3 separate regions of the Homo sapiens genome follow, and regions 2 and 3 are each linked to region 1. The links are chromatin loops, found by intact Hi-C in ENCODE. Cell type or tissue: mammary epithelial cell. All regions are shown on one strand.

Region 1 (8,000 bases):
TGGCTACGTATCCATTCCAGTCTGAGCATTTTCAAAGAACGGAAGTGTCAGAATATTAAATAATACAAACATATATTATTTCAAAGTGCCTTGACAGAATTTCTGGAAAATAATACTCTTTAGGATAATCTGCCTTCCAGAGAAAAAAGTGATGGTTCAACACAGTTAAAACTTTTCTAGCTTTATTATTAAAGTTATTTTTCCAAGGGGGAATATTTTAGCCGTTTGTTTTATTATTCAATTTAAGGTTTTATGTCAATGTGTCAAATTATCAGAGCACACTCTAAGTACTCATTTTCTCAACTATAATGAAAACTTTTCATTTAGATCTTTTTATGTAAAACATTAATTTATATCGTTAATTTAGAAGTATCTAGAACTTAAAAAATAAAACACCTGAACTTAGTTTCTCTCTCTCTCTCTCTTTCTCTCTGTCAACATCTTATTAACATAGAGAGGACATACATTTTCAGAAAATTTGAAACTTTTTTTTTCTGCTAATACAGACTTGCAATGTTTAAAATAAGCTTTTTGCTTAATTCTGCTTTTGAAGGAATGATTCCCCCTAGTATACTAAAATGATGGGTTAGAATTGTTTCAATTTCTCCTCTTTCCACAAATGATCACCAAATATGGAATACATATTTCCTTTCTGAAACCTTTAAGTTAAATGTGAGCTAAGTTTATGTCCACTCGCCGCCCCCCGCCCCCCCCCCCGCAGCCGAACAATCACGTTTTCACTGTGACAGTCCAATAATGCATTTAGTTTAAAATTACAATTACACTTGGACCTTTTCTCCTTTGTATTTTTTCATTTACTTCAGTGCAACAAGATGACTTGATTTCCATAGGATTACACGAACTCTATTCAGTGTTACTGGGATATTTCTGCTCAACTAAATGCTTGCCTTAATAGACAAATGAACTTCTTTTTATTTGCTGGAGTTTGTAGATGGTTTTAGATAACAGTGTGCAACTGATTTAGTTATTGTTGTTGTGAGAATCGAACAGCCACAAAAGTCATTTCTCTAAACTGAAGAGATATGACTCTGTAAAAAGGAGAAGCAAGGGCAGAATCATGGGGAATTATTTCAGTTTATAGCTATTATTAATTAAACTGGATGTGGTTTTATTCTGATCTTTTAGTACCGACCTTGTTAAAAGCTCCCAGCTACCTGCCTTTTTCCCCTCATCCCCAATTTTTTTTCTATTTATTAGGACTCATGTGGATTGGGATTGCCTTTTCTGTATTATATTACCAAGCAGTTACAGTGTAAAATCTCATGCACCTTCAGACGATCGCACCCCTCCCAGGGGGAAAAAAAAAAAAGAAATGCTTTTTTTTCATTCAGTTTTAGCATCTTGTTTCGTTGAAATGCAAGACAGGTACTTGATTTAGCATTTAAGCAAAAGGTTACACAAACCGCGTTTTAGAAAGTGTTGGGATGTCCGACAGGGTCAGCCCTAGATCAGATCATTTTTTGAATGCAGACCTAAAGATAATGAGTACTTGTTGTATTAAAGGGGACAAACAGTACTTTGGCTTCCTCTGACCCCAGAATGCACGGCTCGGTTTCATTGATCATCCTCCTTTATGAGATAATGCAATTACAAACATCAATAAGGGGCTGCAAGGGGAATCATTATGCGGTGACAGTGATAAATGACGGTGCAGAAATAGCATGCTTTTCCCCCCTAACAATCCAGGAGCCCAGGGGCTCCGGGGGCTGAACACAGTCGCCAAGGAAACAGATGACATCCCAAACGGCACCAAAAGAAAAAAAATGAACAGTCTTTCTTTGCCTTTCACTCTTTTCCGTCTTCCAAAGAGTTAGTTTTGGCTCAAGCAGCAGCTGCTACACAAGGCATTTCGTTATTTCAAACATTAAAGACTGGAACGGGCAGTGGGAGTCTCCTCCCCTTTCATCCCCACCCCCACTAGATAACACACAAAGCTCGCTGTTCACAGTTTAGGACTACCTGAAAATGCACGTCTCAAAAATCAGATTGGGATGGGGTGGAGGGGCGTCGGGAACGTGGATTTGCACAGCCCTTGCGTTGTGTTTCCCCTGCTTTTGTCCAGTGGAAACTGAGTCTCCAGAACAAGCTGGCGCCTCGCGGGTCGGCCAGTAAGGGAACGGGTGCGCGTGGCTCGCCTCCATCTCCCCGCAGTGCCAGACGCTGCTCTGTGCCAAGGCGGGGGCTGAGGAGCAGGCGACTGCTGGGGGTGTTTGCTGCTGTGCTGGGTTTCTTTGGGATGGAGTTATCAATGGGCGCAGAGATCGTCCCTAAATCGAGAAATCTGGTTCTTTAAAGCCTCAGGGTGCCCTCAGCAAGCGGCTTCAAAAGGGCCTCACTGAACATTCCCCACCCCACCCATGCCCAGAAAGGTGGGCGAGGTAGATGGGCGCAAAAAGGCGTCGGGCTACCAGACTTCTGCGACGGCCCTGAGGCAGCGGGGGACTAGGAGAGGGGCAGAACCTCTGGACACTAGGTGGAGAAGGGGAACTTGCCACTTTGGGGGAGGGGAGGAGGAAGAAAGAGTACTGAGATGTGAGGGAGGCCTAGGAAGAAAGGCAGAGGGAGGGGAGAAGGAAAGCAAGCAAAAGCAATCCCACCCTTACAGGAGGTCGTCACCCCGCAGAAAACAGACACAGGGTTTCTGACCCCTGCCCGGTCCGCCTCGGCGTGGAGCTAGGGACCCCCGCTCGGCGCTCCCTGCCACACACGGCCCCCACCGGGAGGAGCGGGCCAAGCGGGTGCCTGAAGCAGGTGACTTTATTCACTGCTTCCCCAATCGGCGAGGTCCCGGGACTCGTTTTCCGCCTGGAAATTAAGATCATTGCTCGCGTAATGACCTTAATGCTTTAGGGTAGAGGTGAGTGTGTCTGCGAGTGGGCAGGGGTAGAAATTACCGACCCGATCGATGGGAGACTGGCTTAAAACTAAATCCCTTTTCTCCAGGGCTGCACCGCCCGGGTTTCCCCTCAGTGGGCTGAGAGCGCCGGGATGTCAGGAGGCAGCGCGCGGAGGGGTGACCCGTGGGGCGCGGCAAGCCAGAATCAAGGCCCTAAAAATGCTTCCCCCATCTCCCCACTGAGACCCCCAGGGTACTATTTTCAGAGCAAAGGCGCTTTAAAGCTCAAATGTTGGCGAACTGATTGCTCAATACGTTGTTTGTTTTTCCTTTCAGCTCCGCCTAGGGAGAGAATGTTTCAGACTCCTTGGCGGGTAGAGCGGGCCGAAAAGGGAGCCCTCCCTCTCCCAGCCATCAGCTGTCTTCCTCAGGTCCCCGACCCCACCTTTCTCGCTCACTACTTTTTCCCCAAACCCTGGGATTCCCAGGCTCCTGTAGTCTCCGCACCGTGGCCACCTTAAGTGAAACGCGCCGCTAGCAGCCAGTGGGTAAGGCATGGCATGGGAGACGAGAATGAGACAAGGAAAAGTGCCCAGCCAGGCAGGGCGCCCCACTACCCAGTTCCACGCCTCTCTCCATCGGCGTCCAAGCGCCTACCCGGGAGCTTTGCAGCATGAAGTTACGTTTTTACTGCCTTCCGGTGGGCCAAGGGCCTGAGGGTATCCGAAAGGCTGGGGAAAGTTTGCAGAGCTTTTAAAGTGATCCTGAGGAGCTTCTGCCTAAGGCGTCGGGGTGCTGTCTACGGCTTCCCGGCTGCGGCTCCAGACTCGGGCACTCTCCTCCCAACGCCCTCCTAGTGGGCCGTGCACGCGTTCCATGTGCCCTCCAGCCCCCAGGCTCTCTGGGTCGCGCTCCCAGGGCCACTATGGGACTCTGGAGTCTGGGGCCCCCGATGTGGCAAAGTCTATTAGGAAGTCTCCAGGCTACTACAAAGCACTCCGTGAGGTTCCGAGGAAAGAGCGCCCGGACCTGCACCCAGGAGGTGCCTCTCCACAACCTCCTTCGCAGACCCCTGGTCGCCCCATCTCCAGAGACAAAGTCAACAGTCCCTTAGACTAGACTCAGATGGGGGTGAGGGCAGGAGGGTAAGGCAGGCGCCCGTGCAGCCCCCCCACCCCCGCCACCCCCCGCGACCAGAGCTGTGGTCTCTGGGCAAAGACCTGCCCGCCCACGCACTGGGGCCTAGGCCGGGACCCAGCGCATCGAGGGACTCAGGGGTAGCACGTCCTGGCTGGAGCTCTGCGCAGTTGCCCGCTGGATTTCCTCTCGGGGCACGGAGCCGGGCCCAACCCCAGGACTGGAGCCTATACCCTTCCGCTCCTCCCGCAGACTTGGGGGACACTGCACACAGCAACTAACCCCGATCGCAAAGTCGAGCGCGAAGTCTGCACGCCGCGTGGGAGACGCGAGAGGGAGGGGGAGGGCAGGGCTTGCGTTTTTCCTTTTCAGAATCCTTCGACTTCACTACGAAGTTTGCTGGTAGGCGCCTCTGCTCCGGGGTCGGAGCCTCCCACCAAGGCTCCTTCCCCTCCCCTTCTCCCCGCCCCCGCGAGCCGAAGCAGCCGCAGCCTCCACCAGGACCCGGCCGCCCGCTCGATCCCCCTGACCCGGACCCTGCGCCCAGGTTGCAGCGCCGCCCTCCCGGCCTTGCCCCCGGGCTCGGCTGGGGGCTCTTTTCCCCGGGGCGAAACTCGCCCGCCTGGCTCACTTCAAGGAGACACCCGCTGCCTCCCGAGGAACTCCTAATACCATCCATACAGCTTTAATGCGTTTATAATTCGATAAGTGATTTCAATTTGAAATTGTTAGTAACTAATTTTATGGGTAATTTTTCCACATCAAATATTTAAGCATCAGATTAAGGGAGCCAGTTCCGACACTGGATAATAAGGGGGTTTCCCCCACTCCCGCGCCTCCGCCTCCCTCCGTTTCCTACCGAGTCGTTTTTCGAAATCCCCAAAAGATGGCAGTCGAAGCCGACTTTCCTCTTTTCCTGTGGCTCTGCGAAGGGAGGGGGAGAGAGGAGGATGGGGGAGTGCGAGAGTGGGGGGCGGAGAGAGAGAGAGAGACAGAGAGAGAGAAGGAGGAGGAGGAGAAGGAGAAGAAAAAAAGGGGGGAGAGAAAAGCTAGACGGTGCATGGACTTTTCAGACGAATTCTTTCACACGTTTCTAATACAAGCGAAAAGCAGTGGTGAATTTCCTGGAAAAGTCCTGGCAGAAATGAAAGCCAAAAAACGTGCCTTGTGGCCTCAGGGTACGGGATGTGAGAAACTCAGCACATTCAAGCTAAATCTTCATTTTAGAACAGGAGAGGGAGAGGGAGACCCAGAGAGGAACCGACTCGACTGACTTTAGGGTCTTTCTTTGTATTTTAACATTGTATATAAATACTACACAACTAGGCAACGTGTTTCCTCGAGGACTGGACTCTGCGAATTACATAATGAGGGGAAAGAGGTAGGGGTGGGGAAGGGGAAGGGGTGGGGGCAGACTGCAGCGGGCGGAGGGGAGACTGGGGCGAGCAGCGGATGAATTGCAGACCAGTTGCCAAAACTTTTTTTTTTTCCCTGCTGCTGCTGCTGCGGCTGCCTTTGCTGCTGCCTTTGCTTTGAATGTGGGTAACTAGGAAACAGCAAGCCGTCTGAGAAGACGGAATTTCCAACGTGTAAAATGTTCTTAACGGAACCATTGAGCGAGTGCAATAAGGCGTGAGGGGGAACTAATCTTCCCATTTAAATGTTTGTGGCAATTTTATCTAAATGAATTTTAATGCTAAACGAGGGTAATTCCCCATTTGTAGCGCGTTTACTTCTCTTTCCTGTGCTTCTAAAGCAGTCGAACATCATGCAATGAACAATAACAATAAAAATACTGTCAAGGCATATTATTCATTTTGAATGTGTTATAATTACAGCTGATTAAATATGATAGGGTAAAATATTTTTAATTTTTTGAAAAAAAAATTTAAATCATATTAAAAAGTAGTCTCATTCAGCCAGAGCCAGCCCCCTTTCCACCCCCCCCCCACCCCCCCACCCCCCCACCACCAAATAAAAATAAAAACCAGGTACAATTTTGTGCCCTTGTTTAGAGGAGGGCGTTTTGTTTTTGCCTTTTAGGAAACATCAAAAACACTCTCAGCACCTCTATTATTTGCCTCTTTCGGATAAGTGTCCTCAATAACCTTCGAGCTGGCTCTGAAATTTACAAGAGGAAAAGCTAAAATAGCATTAAGAGGGGAGGGCATCGAGGCAGGGGAAGAAAGGAACTGCGAAGAGCGAGGCTCTCACCTAAATGGCTCACAGAGGGGGAACTCACGGAAATAGCAGTTTATTTTTTCTAATTCCTGGACACTGCTGATCTCGATTCTTCAGAGTCACCATATTCCCTAACTACTCTTCACTTGTAAACCTCCCTCCCCTAGCGCCTCTCTCTTTCTCTCTGTCTCTCCCTCTCGCCTCTCTCCCTCTCCCCACCACACCTCCTCCCCTTTCTTTCCCTCCCCCACCCATCCTGAGCCTCCTCAGGAATAAAGGCTGAAAATAACCAACTCACCCGGGCATGTACTGGAGAGGAGGAGCAAATAGACAGTTTATAAAGTTTATTATTAATTGTTAAAGTAAATAAATGGTTGTTAACTGCTAGCAACCACCTATCAAAAGAGAATGATTTCACTCACATCGACTATTTAGGTAGAGGAAGAATTGCCACTAGGTCAACAAGGGAGATTTAAACAATCCCATCTATGGGCTGGGGAGGGGTAGAAGCGCTGCCAGAGATGGCTGCAGTAGGCTGAGCCTTGCTCTCTGCGCATCCACGTGTTTAGAAACAAGGCCCCATCAGCAAAAGGTGAGAATGCATTGCTACTCCAGCAGGTGAGTCAGTCAATCACACATCACCTAGTAAAGCCAACCCACAGCTGGTTTCTCTTTTCGAATAGAAAATAGAATTGCTAAGGGCCGGTTTATAGGGTGACTTGGGCCTGAATGTCAGACTTGAGTTTAAGGCTCTCTCTCCTCCGACCCATCCTTTGTTTACAAAGCAATCACTACTGAAAGGCTTATTTTTTAAAACGAATTTGCCTTAATTAAAATATTTGTATATTTTCCTTAGCTTTGGGAAGCACTTTTTATAGCAGCAATTTTATTTAAATAAAATTATAAGCTATTCCAGCTTAAACATATTATTTTCTACCATTTAGCCGGCTGCCATGCAGAAATCTTGTACAGCTGTTCTGGAAAATTGGTTAATAACCAGTTTTATCCAATGAGAACATAGAGCATATTTATAAAAATTAGATTTTGAAGTCTGGTCTCTTCAATTCATGTAGTTAATTTCCTAATAAACATATACTGCTCATCCTAGGTAACATCCTTTAGTAAAAGACTTAACTTTGTACTTAGGTTTGCCTTTATGTGCAAGAATAATTTCACTGATATTAGATGAGTAATTCTGTTGGATGTAATTCTGAGTCTAGAGTTAGTTTAGTGCCTTTAGGCCTCAAATTTGCTGATATTAGGAGTTCATTAAGTCAGCTTAAAGAAATCAGTGGTTATTATTAAACAACTTACTTTGCGGTTAAAATTGTCAAATACATATATGGCTTAGGGAGCCAAAATTAATTTTTATATTTACTGTATTAATCTTTAAAAATCTGGGGGGCAGTAAACAAATTTTTCAAGCAGTGGAGTCAGCATGACAAAAATAATCTTGTTTTTATTTTAGATTCAGATTTCATTACTGCACTCAAACGACTACAACTGGGCTTGGCGTTATTATACAATCCAAACTGTTTCCATCAGAAACGCTAAGACTCAGTGTGCAATGATTGTTATTAATAATTAGCTCCTTGGTTTCTTGATAGAAAAAGGCTATCAACAAGCATTTGTTTATCCACAACAAAAAGTATAATTAGCTTATCCCACTTAGTAAATCTTGTATGCATGCCAACTCATACCAAACTGCTACTTTTACAAAAAAAAATTGCAATAATACAGTTCATTTTTCCAGTCCTTTTTGCACAAAATTTATTTACAATGTCTACATAAATGCTCCAAGGTGGGACTATGAAAAAATACACAC
Region 2 (8,000 bases), 640 kb before region 1:
TTTGGCTCCACTTAGCATGTAGAGATGGAGAGTGAACCTTTGTTCATGTGTGTACTTGTGATAAGAGAATGACTGAGAAAGGATTAAGCAAGTCAGCAGCCTCATCCAAGCACAACCCCGGGCCTTAAGCAGTGACAATCAATGGAAACAGCTAACTGTGTTCTGTTGTCCAGAATAATTTTTAACATGGCAAGGGTGGAGGCAGGGGTTAGGGAGGATGAATCAAAATGATCTGGGGATTTTTAAAAATAAAAATGTATGTTTTTCTTCCTCAACCAAAATTTTAGATACTTTCTCAGGGGTGGAGGCAGGGACATGAATATTTTCTAACACCTTTTCAGCAGATTCTGATACCCATTTTTTTCCCACCCACCATGAGAACTACCAGGCTGGTATATTAATTCCACCTGTCTATGATTTGACCTCACCCCATAGCTAGCATAGTATAGCCTCAGGCCACAGTAAGCTATAGTTGGGCACTGGCTGCCTCCGTTAGGCAGGGCTGCCACCCTTGACGTCCCCATCATGGGTCAGCATATGTTTTTACACTAGGTCTACTGCCCTCCTGAATGTAATTAAATCTGTTGTTGAGTTTCCAACCTGAGCTAGAAGGGATCCTGTCCTAGTGCTACTCTTTAGTTGTTTCCATCCTGGCCCTTACCCAGCCATGGCTGTCTCTACAGGGTGAGGAGTTCTTGGGGACAAGTGGACTTGCCTGTCAAGCAGCCACCATCCCTTTTGGCCCAGTGCGTCCCAAACTTTAATGTGCTTATATGAAACACCTGAGGATCCTGCCAAAGTGTAGATTCTAATTCAGTGGGTAGGTCCAGCGTGGGTCTGAGAGTCTGAAGTTTTAACAGACCCCTGGTGCTGTGGACTACACTTTAAGCGTCAAAGCATTATATCCTGCTCCAGGTACCCAGGCTCCTGGAAGTCCCTGAGCAGAGGATGCCAAGCTTACATGGTTCTCCCTGGGTCTCTCCTGAAGACAGACTGTGATGCCAGTGTGCACTCTTCTAGACTTGAGTGGTGGCCAAGGGGGTACTTGGAGTGGAGGCCTTGTGGGCACAGGTTAGATGAGTGAGGTGTTTGAGTTACAGAATACATCCAGAGGGCAGAAGAGAAATGGGGATCATGGGATTGACTTGGTTTGGGATCAGAGGCCACACACAAACCAACTCACTCCACGTTACCATATTTTAACACAGCATTCGAAGTAGTCCAAGAATTTTAAGTTAAAAATTGTCCTTTTCAGTTGTTAATTTACATAGGAGGATAGAATTTTACTTTAACCATTTTTTAGCTTGACTATATATATTTTTAAACATAAAAACATAAAATATGTGGGCCTTCATTTCTTGCTGCAGGCCCCAAAATTGTTAAAAGTGCTACTGTTGTAGGCACTTGATTATGTAACCACCCTTTACCTCTCATCTAGGCCATTTTGAGTATAAACATCACATGACAGAAGTTCAGACTTTTTACTTGGATAGTTCTTTTGCATCTGCATGTGCTTCTTTCCTATGTTATTTGAATTCACTTGCCTCTCGTGGACCTTTTAATATGCAGCTCAGGATTTTTTGAGACCATGAATATGTATACTGGACTATGTAATACTGAATTCTTTGGGATATGGAGCAGTCACGGTTTCTTCTGGTTAAGAATGTTTGCAAATGTGACTCCACAGTTGAATAACAATGAAACCCACCCAGTTAAAAAGGCTGGCTTGCAATGTTGTTTGGCTTGTTTTTGTTGTTGTTTTTCTTAACCCATTTTCCTATTCTATTAGCATAGCATAGTTTTACAAGTCCCTGGTCAAAAGTCAAATCTTAGCTGTACCACTGATAAGCTATTGAATTCTAACTTTTCCAGGCCTCAATACATTTTTGCCTCTAAAGTAGAGATAATAATGTCATCTCATAGGGTGATAAAGAGGATGAAAGGATATAATAAACATAAAAATATTTGGAATGGTGTCTGATACATAATAATCACTCAAATAATGTTTTCTATTATTCACATTTCATCTTGTTATTGAAGCTGCCTAAATGTTCTGTCATCCCATTGATTTTTCTCTTCTTCAGAGTCCTTCATCTTCCATCATCACTTTGCTATTTAACTTTTGCTTGTTGTCTTAGTCTGTGTCTGCTGTTATAACAGAACACCACAGACTGGGTAATTTATGAAGAAAAGAAACTTATTTGGCTCATGGTTCTGGAGGCTGGGAAGTCCAAGAACATGACACCAGCTTCTGGGAAGGGTCATCCTAAGGCAGATGGCATCATATTGTGAGTGTATGTGAGACAGAGAGGGAAGTTGGCTGAACTCATCTTTTTTTTTTTTTTTTAAATCAGAAATCCACTCCTGCAATAACTAACCCAGACCTGTGATAGCAGCATTAACCCCTTCATGAAGGCAGTGCCATCATGGCCTAATCACTTCTTAAAGGCCCACCTCTTCATACTATTACAATGGCAATTAAATCTCAAAATGAGTTTTGGAGGGGGCATTCAAACCATAGCATTTATATTCCATTTTTCTTTATTAGTTTAATGTGTATGGATTTAAGAAAACTTTTCAAGAAAAACGGAAAAAGGAAATGGCTCAAAGAAAAAAGGGGTTGGAGTCACCAGATAGCAAGAGTTAGAGAAGAGAAATCACTCAATTTGCTGAGCAGGCATAGAGATTAAAGTACTGAGTATCATCTGGAAGAACTTGGTGGGAAGGCTGGCATGCTTCTCCCATTGAGGGAGGGGGCAGGGTTACTTGAATTCAGTTAAGAGCTTCCTAGGCTTATCAGGGATAGGCTTATCTCTTTGTTCCTCCCTCCCCCCACCCTCATCCTGCCATTTCACCCAACCTTGGTAAACAATCTGAACATGACTATTATAAGGCTACACCCAGACAACAGTAATTGACAAAGGGATCATTAAGGAAAAAATAGGATTAGAGTGAAGGCTTTTGAAAAAGCATTAATTTGTATCCTGCATTCTCACTCACTGACAACTCTGTTAACTAATAAGAAAGGAAAATCTCAAGTCAGTTCCTTCCTACACTGTCACCCTTGTCTTTTCTCTCATTTGCTTAAGGTATCAAGTAGAGTCAACTTCAGCTGGAAATAGTGTAGGGCTTATTCTAGGCCACAACATGGGAGCAAAACAACCAGAGATTTAGCCAAATCCTAATTTATTTACCCCATTCTGACAGAGAGAAATGTTTGTTTATTTCTGAGGCTGTGCTATGATGTGCAGTTCAAGTGCTCTGACACTTTAACGCACCATGCAAGGTTAGCAGCCTGTTCACCCTTTATTAATTTGTTGGTGAATATATTTGGATTTTCACTTCATGCCAATAAATGCAAGAAGGGATGCAGTTTTGACATTGTTTCTTTACCCTTACACTCCATGTAAACCAAAAGTTGTCTATCTGGCAGCTTAGTGGCTATATGTAAAGCCCCTGTTTACTTAATCTGAAGGTCCGTTTCATTTCTGCTTGGTTTGCAAAATAAATGAAATGAACGAGTGTGTCAGAATTAGAATTGTGAGAGTCTGAAAAAGACATTTGGGTCACTGAGTGACTAAAAGCACTCTCTGTTTACATGTTTCTTCAGTTTCTGTCGCTGCAGCTGTGTCACAGCTTATAACAACTAATCCCTTTTTATTTACATTTTACTTTATTTTGTATTAAAGGCACTATTAAGCCACGTCTTCCAAATGTGTCTGAGGTTTCATAACTATCTTAATAGTGTATACACATTACAGTTATGGCAGAGAACTTCCTCCAAGTCTGGGTTTTGTTAAGAGTGACTTTAAGAATAATAGTTTATAGGACAATTAAAACGTGTTAATCTATATTTGAAAACTTGATCTGGTTAAAAATCGGTTCCCCGTCCGCTTATATTTGCCAGTTTTCTACATCATGTAGCTGGGGTTTTCCTGAGAGGTGGAAAGAGTGGGTTGTGGGAAGAGATGGCTGGAGAAAGCCTGGGAGCTAAGCTGATTTTAGGCCTTTGGGCTGAGGTCCTGTTAACATAACCTATGTTCTGCTTCAGGGGAAAATGACGCACGGAAGGTTGGAAATGGGGTTTGAGCGAGCACACTTTTCATGCTCAACAAAGCCTAACATCATTTTACTATACGATTTGAGTTATGTGCATGCTTTTAATAAACTGATCCTCACAAAAAATAAATAGATTTGTTCTGCTTAAACTGGCATACAAAGGGCTCAGAGGAAAAAAACTCTTTAACAAACACCTCTTGGGGATTGGAAGGTAACTTCACACTCCAGCTTCACGTTGGGAACGTGTGATAACAATTTGACAGGAAGTAAGTGGATTCTGTCCCAAGCCTTGGGAATAGACTTGACCCTGAGCATAATGTGTGAGTCTGAGGCCAAGAGCTTCCCGCCCAGCAGGGGGTAGCCAAGCGCCGATGACTGGGCAGGAATTCAACCCCATAGGTTCCCATCTCTTCCCACCGCCCGTCAGCAACACAGCTCTCCCTTTCTAGAAACAGGGTTTCCCCTCCAGGCTTGGATTCTTAAATCTAAAAAGAGCCTCTCACCTGAGGCCTTCACCTGAGAGCTGGAGCCTGTGCGATGGATTATCTGGACAGGGACCCCAATGAACAGGTGGAAAAGTACATTTATCTGCCTAAGGCTTGGAATGAAAATTGGGGGTGGGGTGGGTAGAGGCAGATTTTACTCTTCTTCAGATTCTTTTCTCTGTCTCCCAGTGGGCACAGGCTGAGCCTTGCGGGGATAGAAGAGAGATAGAGAGGTTAGGCCCTGGTTCTCTGTGTAGGGTGGTATGCATGTGTGTGTGGAGGGATATGGGTGTGAGTGTGCTGTGTATATGTGTGGAAAGCGTGTGTGTAGGTGTGTTAGAAGCGTGTGTGGGTGAATATGTGTGTGGGGTGGTGGGGAGTGTGTGTGTGGGGGTGAATATGTGTGTGTGGGGTGGTGGGGAGTGTGTGTATGGGTGTGTGTGGGGGAATGTGGGTGTGTGGATGTGTGTGTGGGTAGGGAGTGTGTGTGTATGGGGTTGTGTATATGTGGGGGAAATGTGTGTATGGGTGTGTGGGTATGTATGTGTTTACGGTGAATATGTGTGTGAGGAGAGTAAGTGCATGTATGAGTATGTGTGTCTGTATGTGGGTATATGTGTGGGGTATGTGTGTGTGGGGTTTGTGTTTTGGGGGGGTGTATGTGGGTGTGTATATGTGGGTATGTATGTGGGGTGTGTGGGTGTGTATGTGTCGGGGGGAAGTATGTGGGTACGTGTGGGGGGATGTATGTGCGTATGTGTGTGGGGTGTGTGGATGTGGGTGTGTGTGTCTGTGGGTGTGTGTATATGTGGGTATGTGTGTGGGGTGTGTGTGGGAAGTGTGTGTATGTATGTAAGGTGTATGTGGGTGTGGGTGTATTTGGATGTGTATGTGTGTGGGGTTTTGGATGTGTATGGGTGTGGGGGGAGTATGTGCATGTGGAGGGGTGTGTGTGTGGTGTGCATATATGTGTTGGGGAAGTATGTATATGTATGTGTTTATGTGGGTATGTATGTGTGGGGAGTTATACGTGTGTGTGGAGGGGTGTATGTGGGTGTGTATATGTGTGTATGGGAGAAGTATATGTGGGTGTGTATGTAAGTCGGGTATGTGTGGGGAGTGTGTGTATGTATGTGGGGGTATATGTGTGTGTGGTGTGTATGTATGTTGGTGGGTGTGTATGTGTATGGAGTGTATATGTGGGTGTGTATGTGTGTGGGGTATGTGTATGTGTGTGGGGAAAGTGTGGATGTGACTGTGGGTGTGTATGTGTGTGTAGGGGGAGTGTGTGTATGATGTGTGTGTGGCTGTGTGTGTGTATGGGGGAAGTATGTGTTTATGTGGGTGTGTATGTGAGTGGAGTGTGTAGGGAGTGTGTGTATGTATGTGGGGTGTGTGTATGTGGGTGTGTATGTGTGTATCTGTGGGTGTTTATGTTTGTGGGGTGTGTGTATATGTGGGTATGTGTGTGTGTGTGTGTCTGTGGGTGTTTATGTGTGTGGGGTGTGTATGTGTGGGGGTGTATGTGGGGGGACCTGTGGGTGTGTGGGTGGTGTCAGGGGAGCCTGGATGGAGCCCCAGGACAGCCTGCTGAGGGTGGAAGCCTGGATGGCAGATGCTCAGGTCTGACTGCTGGGCTGCAGGGAAGAAAGAAATGCCAAGCTGAACTCGCAGGTAGGGAGGAGGAGAGGTGGGACAGTGACAGGTCACTAAAGAAAAAGCATTCTGAGAAAAGCCTGTGCTCCTTACGGTATGCTGCAGGGGCTGAGCCTGCGTCCCTGCTGACACCCTCTGGGAACCCCCATCGCAAGCCTCACCTTGTTGCTTCTCACTGGGGCCGTTTTCGGTTGGCGCTGCTTCTCTTTGTTCTGTTGTCCCCCAGTGCAGTGAACCCTTACATTATGGGTTTCTCTTGTAGTTCTAACCTCTAATACTCAACCATTACATCTTATCTCGTCTTCTAAATTACTCTAAAATCCAATTATAAAACCCTCTCTCCTTCAAGAGCACACAACTTGCCACATTACTGAAATGCTGGGCTGCTCTTTTGTTTTTCTAAATTAATAATAACTATACCATTTTCCGTCTGCTCTTACCATGGGACTCTTTTATATCACCACATAAAATGCATATTATGATTCTTTTTGCTTCTTTTCTGGGCTGCAAAAAAGCGAAGGATGATTTTCCAAATATTCATAAAAGATCTGTCAGTTGGTTTTTAGTGTAAAAACATTTGAAACTACAATCCTTAAAGAAGAAAGCATCTTAATATTTATCAGTTAAAATTTCACTATTGCTTTCTTTTGTATGGGCAAAATAGAAGTCTATCATTTTTAAGGTTTTAAGAGATTTGAATGAATTTTATGTGTTAGTTAAAATTTTTATGGATTGAAAACGCTTAGTTTCACTAAGATTTCAAAAGCACAAACGATTTTTAAAATCTAGGTCCCCTCGTGAGTTTCTTGAATTTACAGGAGGGCAGTGACTATTCTTAAATATAGATTCAACTTCTATAAGTTATCAAAATATTTCAGGAAGAGAGAACATGCCCAGAACATATAAGAAAAAGCTTTAACAGTATCAGGAATATCCTCAAACACTTTTTCTGACAAAAGGTTAGTCGTGGTTTTCAATGCTAGAAAATTGCTCTTAGGAAAATATGGTTAAGTTCAAATTTGATATTAGAAAAAGAAATTTGACTTGTTTTAGTATTTTATAATCACAGGCATGTAATTGAATGGTGATTGCTTTTCTTGCAAATTCTTACTTTGGTCATGTGGAAAAAGTATATTTGATATACCTAAGGCATCTGATTATGCAGTAACAAAATATGCTTGCTCTGTGATTAGTAAAAATATGTGTATGGCTAATCAGCCACTCTGCTTTCAACTTCACGAGCTTCAGCAGTGTTCAGTGGAGCTCTTCATTGTACCATCTGTATTTATGAATGATTCTTTCTCATGCTCAGATTTTAGCTGCTTAGGTTAAATATATTATAAAATGTAGGAAAGATTGGAAAAGTCCTAAATTACAAATTAAATTTCATTGAAACATTTAAATAATAACAACCTAGCTAAGTATTTTGTGTAGTTTTTGTGCCCTGAAGTTAAATCTCTATCCCCTTAAATATTAAATACAGGAGAGGCCAGTTGTTTCTTTAATAAATTAGTTATATTTAAGGGTTTTCAGAGGCCAAAGTGAAGGCCAAGGGAGAAGACAGCGTGCAACTGAAGCAGCACTACTTGCAATTTATAGGCTAAATGGATGAACCAGAAGGACATGCTAATCACCAAATAACATCATCAAATACAAAATATAGGAACATGATTATCATGAGCAACAACTCAGGGAAAAATGGACATCAGGAACAAGAAAATTATAAATGATATATAAAAAACAAAAATTATACTTTTTCATTCTTACAATATATATTACATATACAGTATCAAAACATAT
Region 3 (8,000 bases), 660 kb after region 1:
AGATCTGGGGCTTTGGCAGAGTTGGTTCTCTGAAGACAAAGATCAGTAGGGTCAGCCCTGATCAGAAATGTGAGGAAAGGAAAGAGGAACTAGCCTTGATAAAACAGTACGGCAGGCTTTTACAGCCGTGACTTCCTATAATTCTCGTAGCAGCTATTTGTCATGAACTTTTGTCATTATGCCAGGTTGCTCAATACCCAAGCCTTGTAAAGAAACTTGGCTGGGCACAGTGGCTCTCTCCTGTCCTGTAATCCCAACACTTTAGGAGGCCAAGGCTGGCAGGTCGCTTGAGTCCAGGGGTTTAAGACCAGCCTGGGCAACACAGTGAAACCCCATCTCTACAAAAATTATCCAGGCATGGTGGTATGCACCTCTAATTCCAGCTACTTGGGAGGCTGAGGTGGGAGGATTGCTTATGCCCAGGAAGCACAGGCTACAGTGAGCCATGATTGCACCAGGTATTCCAACCTGGGCAACAGAGTGAGACTCTGCTTCAACAACAACAAAAAAGGAACTCTCTACCTTCTGACCAACAGGATATGCAGCCCCAGGCAAGCTTTGAATAAGGAGCAAGTAACACCAAGAGGAATGACCTATGAGCCATGTGTATCTTTGGGGGTGCATGGAGAGGTAAAATGCAGGTCCTAGCTGCATTTTAGCTGAGGTTCTGGCTGCTCAGCTCCTCTTGGTCTCTGCCCATTTTGCAAGCCTGGTTCCAGCCTTCTCCTCAGTTCTGTGAATTACCTGATACGCCTCCAATGAAGCACTTTTCTGCTTAAGTTAACCAGAGTCATTTCAGCTGCTTACTACCAAGAATGTTGACTAAAACACTGCAGTATAGACACTATTCACTGAGTTCTACAGATAAGGAAACCAAGACTCTGGGAAGCTAAGTACACGGCTGGTGAGTGACACAGGTGTGGTTTAAGCTCACGCCTTCTGACCTCGATCAAACCCAGAGATGCTTCCCCTAGTGCTATGTTAGTCAGGGCAGCTTTGGTTGCAAAATGACAGAAAAAATAGCAACTGAAACTGGAGTAGAAAAAAAAATAGAAAAAATGATCTTAGTAGAAATATAGAAAGCACACCTGGCTTTATTCCCCAAGGGCTGCTGAGTCCATCCAGCTACATATCCCTGGTGTGTGTTCTCACCTACGTGGACTTCATTCCCAGGACACCCTTCCAGCAGGGTGGTCCTCTCCAGGCTGAAACTCTCACAACTGCAAGCACAGGAGAAAAGGGACAGTTATTTTCCTTGTAAGTTTGAATGAAAGTCTTAGGCTTGACGCTCCCTGAACCATCTCAGTGGCCAGGGATAGGATGTATTACTGGCCAACCTGACTCATATGTGCCCTTCCAAAGTCAGTGGTTGACTCAACACCACTCAAACTTTATAGGCTGAAGTTGTTGGAACAGTGGTTCCAAAGAGAAGAATCAGATTACCTTTACCAGAAGAAAGGTGAATGGATATTGGGTGGCAAAAACAACAGATACCCCCCAGAGTCTACCCCTTCTGCAGTATGGGTGGCACTCGTCTTTCCAGCTTTTATCTGCACTGCAGTAGAGCCTTTCTCCAAAACTGAATCCCACCAGCCACAAGATCTATCTTCCTCCCAAAAAAATTTCTTTCCAATTCTTTTGCACATACTATACATGCTAGAGACTTAAATGACTCCATCCATGGGCCTTTGCATTTTGAATAAAAGCAGAAAATATTTCTGGGAGCTATTGTGAAAGCTATATGTTAAGGGAGGAAATTTGGACATGGAGTACTGATTGGCTCATTGTGGCTTTTCCCTAAAATCCTATCACAGGGTCAGCCAGCTACTCTGGGGTATGAGTCAGTAGGGGCTTTGTGACAGGCAAGACCTTGGCCCTGAGATGCCAGAGCAGAGGGTAAAGTGCCACATCAGGTCCAAGGGGGAGTGCTATGGGTCAGAGCCAGAAAATCATGCCCAAGCAATTTAGAGAGAAAGAAAGCCTTGAAGCTGGAGCTTGAAGCTAAGGGATTAGAAGTATCTAGAGAAGATGAGATCAAGGAGCACAGAAAGGGGCAGAGTCTAAGTTGAAGCTGGAAACACCATGTGGATTGAGCAGAAATGGTTGTGCTCCTTGTAGCGTGCAGTGGGGTGGGCCAGCGCTACTTAAGGGGCTGGATTGAGCAGAACCTTGACCTCCATGGAAGGCCAGCTCCGTGGCCTTGCCCACTTTGCTCTTTGTTCTCCCCGCTCCCACTCTAAAGTTTTTCTTAGAACTGAGCCCGCACTCTGAGGCTGATCTTAAGTTGAAATTGCAAAACTTCAATATTTACTAAACACCAACAGCTAAGCCCTAGGCTAGGTGATATCCAGTACACAGCTGAAGAGGACGCAATTTTCACCCTGGCAAAATTTACTGAGAGTGGGAGAAGCAACTGAGGTTTTTTTAATGATGATAAAAATATTAGTTCTATAATAGAGGTTTATACAAAGTTACCATAGGAACTCAGAAAAGGAGCAATTAACCTGAGTGCTCCTTAAGGTTGTGGGAGGGAACAGTGGGTAATAAAAGTAGAAGGGAAAGTTGGACCTGATTCTCAATGGAATGGCATAAGTTGAGAAAGGAGAATCAATAGGAATTAAGAGTTGGATCAAAAAACACTCCACACCATGACCTTCAGTTCCTCCCTAGAGTAGGAGCCATCTGCAGTGTATGCCTGGAACCTGGAATGGGGCCTTCTACCTAGAGGGGACTCAGTAAATGTTTGTGAATTAAACAAACAAACTCTGCTCTGCCTTTGGAACAGAATGTAGACCTCCAACATCATGGGACACTGCTTCCTAAAATATTATTACAGTCTTTAATTTCCTAGAGAGTCTTTATGACTCTCTAGGAAGTTTAATTAATAATTGCCATGGGAAGACCAAGCAAAGTGATAATTAATAGCTATTGGCCAGAGCTATTGCTGAATTAAGAGTCCAATTATGAAACGAACAAAGCACACCCAAAAGGAGCAAGAATTCCAGGAGCAATGAAAGGCCATGGGGATGCTGCGGGATCTTCTTAATCTGAGCAGCAGTTGGGTGAGGTGTGCTTCAAATAGGAAGAATGGAGAAATGACAAACTTGAGTGTTTGTCAGGAAATGACTCCTGCACCATACTCTGCACTTCCAAACATTGCCTCTAGGTTCTGTGTCCTCCTAACCAACACCGCAGAGTGAAATAAAAATAGAAGAAAAGGAGCAAAGACTAGGCCACCTTATCCAGGCAGCCAAAGGCCCAAGATGCCTCCAGCAGCCCCTCCCAGTGCCTCTGAGGTCAATAAAACCTCATGACTTGATGACTCTTTGAGTCCTCCTTCAAAAGGCAGCACAATCACGTTGCCAGAAAGATGGTGACTAAAGGAGTGTTTGTTTATGTCAAACCTCAAAAACCCTTGGGGTTTGAATGGCTGGGTGATTGACGGTTCCCTCTGTCCCTGCGGTGAACCGGTATATTTGCCCTATCCTTCCCATCAGGGGCCCTCCTGTCCTATCCTTTTCATGCTCTCTTACTCTCCAGTTCCAGCTGGCTTCTCCTCACAAACCATCTCTTCCCCACAATGTAAGTCTTCCATTTTCAGTCTGTGGAAATTCATTTCACCTAAACCCTTCACATAGCTGATGTTTATACTTTCTTTTCTGAAAGAGCCTTCTATGAAATAGGATCCTTAGAATTAAGTACTTAAGAGTCTCTAAACTTGAATCGTTTAGGCTGTAGGTTAAATACAATTTAAATACAAAGGTTCAGATCTTTTTAAAGGAGAAAGGTGTAATTTATAAAACCTTGTACTAAAGAAGGAATAGAGAAAAGTTGGCATACAAATCCTTTAAACACTGCAAATAATAAACCAGGGGGAAAATGGCAGAAGAGAAGAAAGGGGATTTTTTCAATGCCAACGATTTCTATAGCTTGAGAAGTGCTTTATTCAAGCACCAGTTGAGATAATTCTGTTTTGAAACTAGCTCCTTTAAGAAAACTCTTCTTTTTCTGCTCCTAGGAAATGCTGACATGCCGAGAAGTACATGATGTAAAGGTGACATTCTGTGGCAGAGCCAAGGAATTGCAATGCTTTGATCTAAACATCCTGAGCTCTCACCTACCCTTCCTGTTCCAAGCTTCACAAACTTGTAAACTGGAGGGTCAAGGTTAACCTAATAAACTATTTGTGAACTTCAACTGGTGTTTGCCTGTAAGCCTATCTGGTTTCTTTGTAGGTTAAGGTCCGGGAGGTTACACCAGTGGTTCATTTCTCCCTCATCAGAGGCAGTTTACATAGCAGAAAGAGAGGAAGGATTGCCCTCAGAAGACTAAGGTTCAAGTCCTCGTTCTGGTGTCCCTCACTGCTCTCTTGCCCTCTCTGAGTCTCTCTTTTCTCATTTGTAAGCGATGATTGCTTGGGCCGCTGCCTCTAGCCCTTGGAGAGGCAGGCATATGTTGGGGTCAGGGGTATGATGCAGTATAAATGCTCCACCAAGACAGAATATCTCCACTTCTGATTGGAAAAGCACCTCTTTTCAGGCAGAGAACTCAGCTCACTTGCAGTATCCATACCTGCCCAGTAGATTCCATAGCTCCTTCTCTTTGTGCCCTTTCACAGGGCCCTCCAATCTCACTGCCTCCATCACAGACTTGAGTTTCTGGTAATGTCTTAGGCACATCATAAAAATAATCTCTTCCTCTATAGGAGGCATGTTGCAAATTCAGTATCTAGTTCATCTCGCAGGGCATCGGTTTTCAGGATCAGTATATTAACATGTCAATGGATGTCATAGAATCGCACATGGAACTTGAATCCAGATTCCTGAATTTAGGAGACTGATGTTCCACCAAATTTATATTCCAAGCTTCAGGGTAACATTCACATAATCTGATCCTTTTCATTTCAGAGGCCGGGAATGACTCAAGGTCTCACTTGGCTAAGTATTTTCCAGAGTGTGGAGGCTTGCTTACATCTCCAGCTAGTTTTATTATGACAGGCAGAAGTTTCATTTTCCAGATGTTCTGTGGGAGCTTAGGATTTTTATTTTTCTCTAAAGCAAAAACCAAAACCATGAATAGACTGAAACTCTAAATTGATTAACTCCCAACACTACCTGGATCAAATTCATCTTTGTATTGCTATTGCTGTCTTCTCTCCTAGTCTGCTCTTTTACTTTTACTGGATTTCTACCTCCCCGTCTATAAGATAAGAGATAGAAAAAAGCAAAATAAGGTGTAGACTTATATCAAAACCTATGACAACTTTGGCCCTTTTTGTTTCTCTTACCAAAACAAAAACATAAATGCATATTTGGGGAAGTGGAGACAGAGTAATGCATTGGTTACTGCCTGCACTGAAATACAAATAAAATGAGAATGAGTATTTCACTAACGATAGATGATGAACTAAGGCCTGAAGTGGAGAAAGGTGATAGAATGCGAAGACTGGTAAGAACTATGCTGACTTTATTTTCATCAGTTTTCATGAATACGTAATTTTTGGAGTTGTCAGTTGTTTTGAGAGATTTTCTCCCTTTCTTCATTAAACGCCAAAAAAAAAAAAAAATGCCCTCAAGGGTAGGCAACCAAGTACTCTGATAACACACAAACAGAAGCAGCCCTGTAGGGCTGTGAAAGACTGGATGTTTTTGGAACAGATTTTTCTAACACTGGGATATATTTTTCCAAGTGAGTATAGCTGGTATCTGCTTAAAGGAGAATGAGACACAAGCATCCGATTAGAATCCACTTTGTAGGAATCTGATATTGGAGAGAAGGCTGGCTGAGGACAGGCCCGCCAGCTCCTGGCTCTGACGCTGTACATTCCCATACCCACACCCACACCCACAAGCCCTCCAGACAGGTTGCATCCTTGTCTCTGGTGAAAACCAAAAGTCTAATTTTTATGCACATCCTGCCAGAGCTTCCTCGCTGCAACAAAGGTATGCCTTAAAAGGTTTTACTGAAGAGCTTTGCTATTTATTAAAGGCCAGAAGGAACTGCTCTCACTAAGCACAAAGTTCAAATGTCTTTGGACAGGTCATTTAGACAGGTCATTTAGATAGGTCATAGGGTGTCTCACAACTTCTGTCCCAACTACTCAACTCTGCTATTGTAGGGCACAAGTAGCTACATGTCAACAAATGAGCATGGCTGCGTGCCAATAAAACTTTATTTACAAAAACAGGCAGAAGGCTGGATTGGCCTAGGGGCCACAGTTTGCCAAGCCCTTCATCATCAATAACAAGGCTTCTCTAGATGAGAAAGGAGTTTGTATTAAATCAGGATTTCTATTGAGGCCACTTATTTAACATTTAGTGCTTCATAGATTCTTCAGATTCATAGAGCCTCTTTCCTCCATTAGAAATGCTGCAGCTATAGATAACAAAAAACCAACTAAGCTGACTTCCACAAATGTCAATTTATTATTTCATATAACAAGGAGTGCAGTTAGGTGGTTCCTGCTACTGTTTTGTTTGCCCTCCCTTGCTGCTTTCTTGGGCCCGGGGTTCTTTCCTTCCCCTGCTAGAACTGTGGCAAATGGATGGCCATTCATTATTGGCAAAAAAAGATGAAAATTTACCTCTGTAGCCTCTAGAGTAGAGAAGAACAATGGGAAGAAGTATTGGGAATGGAAACCAAGACAGCCAAACTACACCCCTCTGTAGCACATTGGAGACAGGACACTGTGTTGATGGTAGGAAATAAATGCACCCTAGGACTGATATTCAGGCACATGCTAAACACAGAGCTATAATAGCAATTTTTGATGAGAAGGTATTGCACAATGCCTCTGTTAGGAAAAACCTTAATGACAATTGTACAGGTGCTTCTTATGGACTTCATTAGTATTGGTGTTTTATTCATATCAATAATGATCAAGTGCCTATTAATCAAATGTTCCTATTGCCAAAATATGTGACTTTCCCCTTGGTCCAAGGAAAGCATAAAAGAAAGATTTTTTTTTTTTTTTTGAGATAGAGTTTTGCTGTTGTTGCCCAGGCTGGAGTGCAATGGCTTGATCTTGGCTCACCGCAACCTCCGCCTCCCGGGTTTAAGCGATTCTCCTGCCTCAGCCTCCCAAGTAGCTGGGATTACAGGCATGTGTCACCACGCCCAGCTAATTTTGTATTTCTCGTAGAGACTGGGTTTCTCCATGTTGGTCAGGCTGGTCTCGAACTCCTGACCTCAGGTGATCCGCCCGCCTCGGCCCCCCAAAGTGCTGGGATTACAGGCATGAGCCACCGTGCCCAGCAAAAGAAAGATTTTGCTGTCTGTGACACACATACACACACACACACATTATATATTATATAATGTGTTATATATTATATATGCATACATATAAGATATCTTATGTATAAATATATGATATATAATATAGATATCATATATATGTATAAAAGGTAGCTAACATAATTAGCACTCTGCTGTCACGAAATGCAGCTCACCATAGCAAGGCAAAGGTAAAACATATCATATAGCTGAGATTCTGGGGAGGGAGTATTTTTGATAACTAGAATGCAGTTGTTCCAATATTAGCATAATATCAGGGTTAACTTACTGAATACATTTTTGACAAGAGGCAGCCTTGCCATTTTAATAGCCACAAGTAGCTGGCACTTTGGTTTTCAGCACTGTCCTGAAAATAGTATGACACATGCCTTCAAAACATGATCTCATAGTTTAACTCATTCAAATTCCCAGACATTGCTTTTCTGTGAACATTCTACTAGCTCGGGTTCAGAGGCAACTCTCAGAACACTGCAGTTGTTCTTTTCTTAGGTTTTGCCCTGTAGGGAAAAACAGGCTGGTTAAATTACGAAGAAGGTTATTTCCTGGACGAGAGATGGAAAAGGAGATGGCCAACCATACAACTATGTACACATGTATGTGAAATGCCACCATGTCTGAGCTGCATCTTTATTTTCAAGGCAATGAAAATACACCTATGATCATGAAAGTGTTACAATTATAACCACATATAAATATAACCACTA

What was found. A loop is a pair of places that touch in the nucleus more often than their neighbours do. Peaks named below come from ENCODE experiments on the same cell type or tissue, not always from the same donor. Only the 100,000 strongest peaks of a DNase experiment are listed, where the experiment ranks them.
Region 2: a loop joins it to region 1, with 13 times the contacts of the local background. A loop is called at or near these places in 14 of 110 quality-filtered maps.
Region 3: a loop joins it to region 1, with 17 times the contacts of the local background. A loop is called at or near these places in 3 of 110 quality-filtered maps.

Annotation. Positions count from the first base shown.
Region 1 is chr2:66,572,374-66,580,373 of GRCh38, reverse strand. It overlaps MEIS1 (Meis homeobox 1), which reads right to left. Exons shown (of 13, transcript NM_002398.3): 13 at 6,505-8,000. LINC01798 (long intergenic non-protein coding RNA 1798) reads right to left here and starts at 6,344. Exons shown (of 6, transcript NR_110156.1): 1 at 6,209-6,344. RefSeq lists enhancers at 531-2,140, 4,655-5,110, 7,505-8,000. In mammary epithelial cell, a CTCF peak has its summit at 4,880 (motif pointing right); a DNase peak (open chromatin) is centred at 4,883; H3K4me3 peaks cover 2,638 bases; H3K27me3 peaks cover 2,926 bases.
Region 2 is chr2:67,211,857-67,219,856 of GRCh38, reverse strand. The region is part of intron 1 of LINC01828 (long intergenic non-protein coding RNA 1828); the gene reads right to left. LINC01829 (long intergenic non-protein coding RNA 1829) reads left to right here and starts at 4,538. Exons shown (of 8, transcript NR_038844.1): 1 at 4,538-4,629. LOC101927661 (a long non-coding RNA gene) reads right to left here and starts at 6,449. Exons shown (of 4, transcript NR_110568.1): 1 at 6,362-6,449. In mammary epithelial cell, a CTCF peak has its summit at 4,414 (motif pointing right); no DNase peak of the experiment used is centred here.
Region 3 is chr2:65,915,158-65,923,157 of GRCh38, reverse strand. All of the region lies in intron 1 of LINC02934 (long intergenic non-protein coding RNA 2934), which reads right to left. Among named protein-coding and RNA genes, the nearest start is that of LINC02934, 130 kb to the right of the region's middle. In mammary epithelial cell, a CTCF peak has its summit at 4,064; no DNase peak of the experiment used is centred here.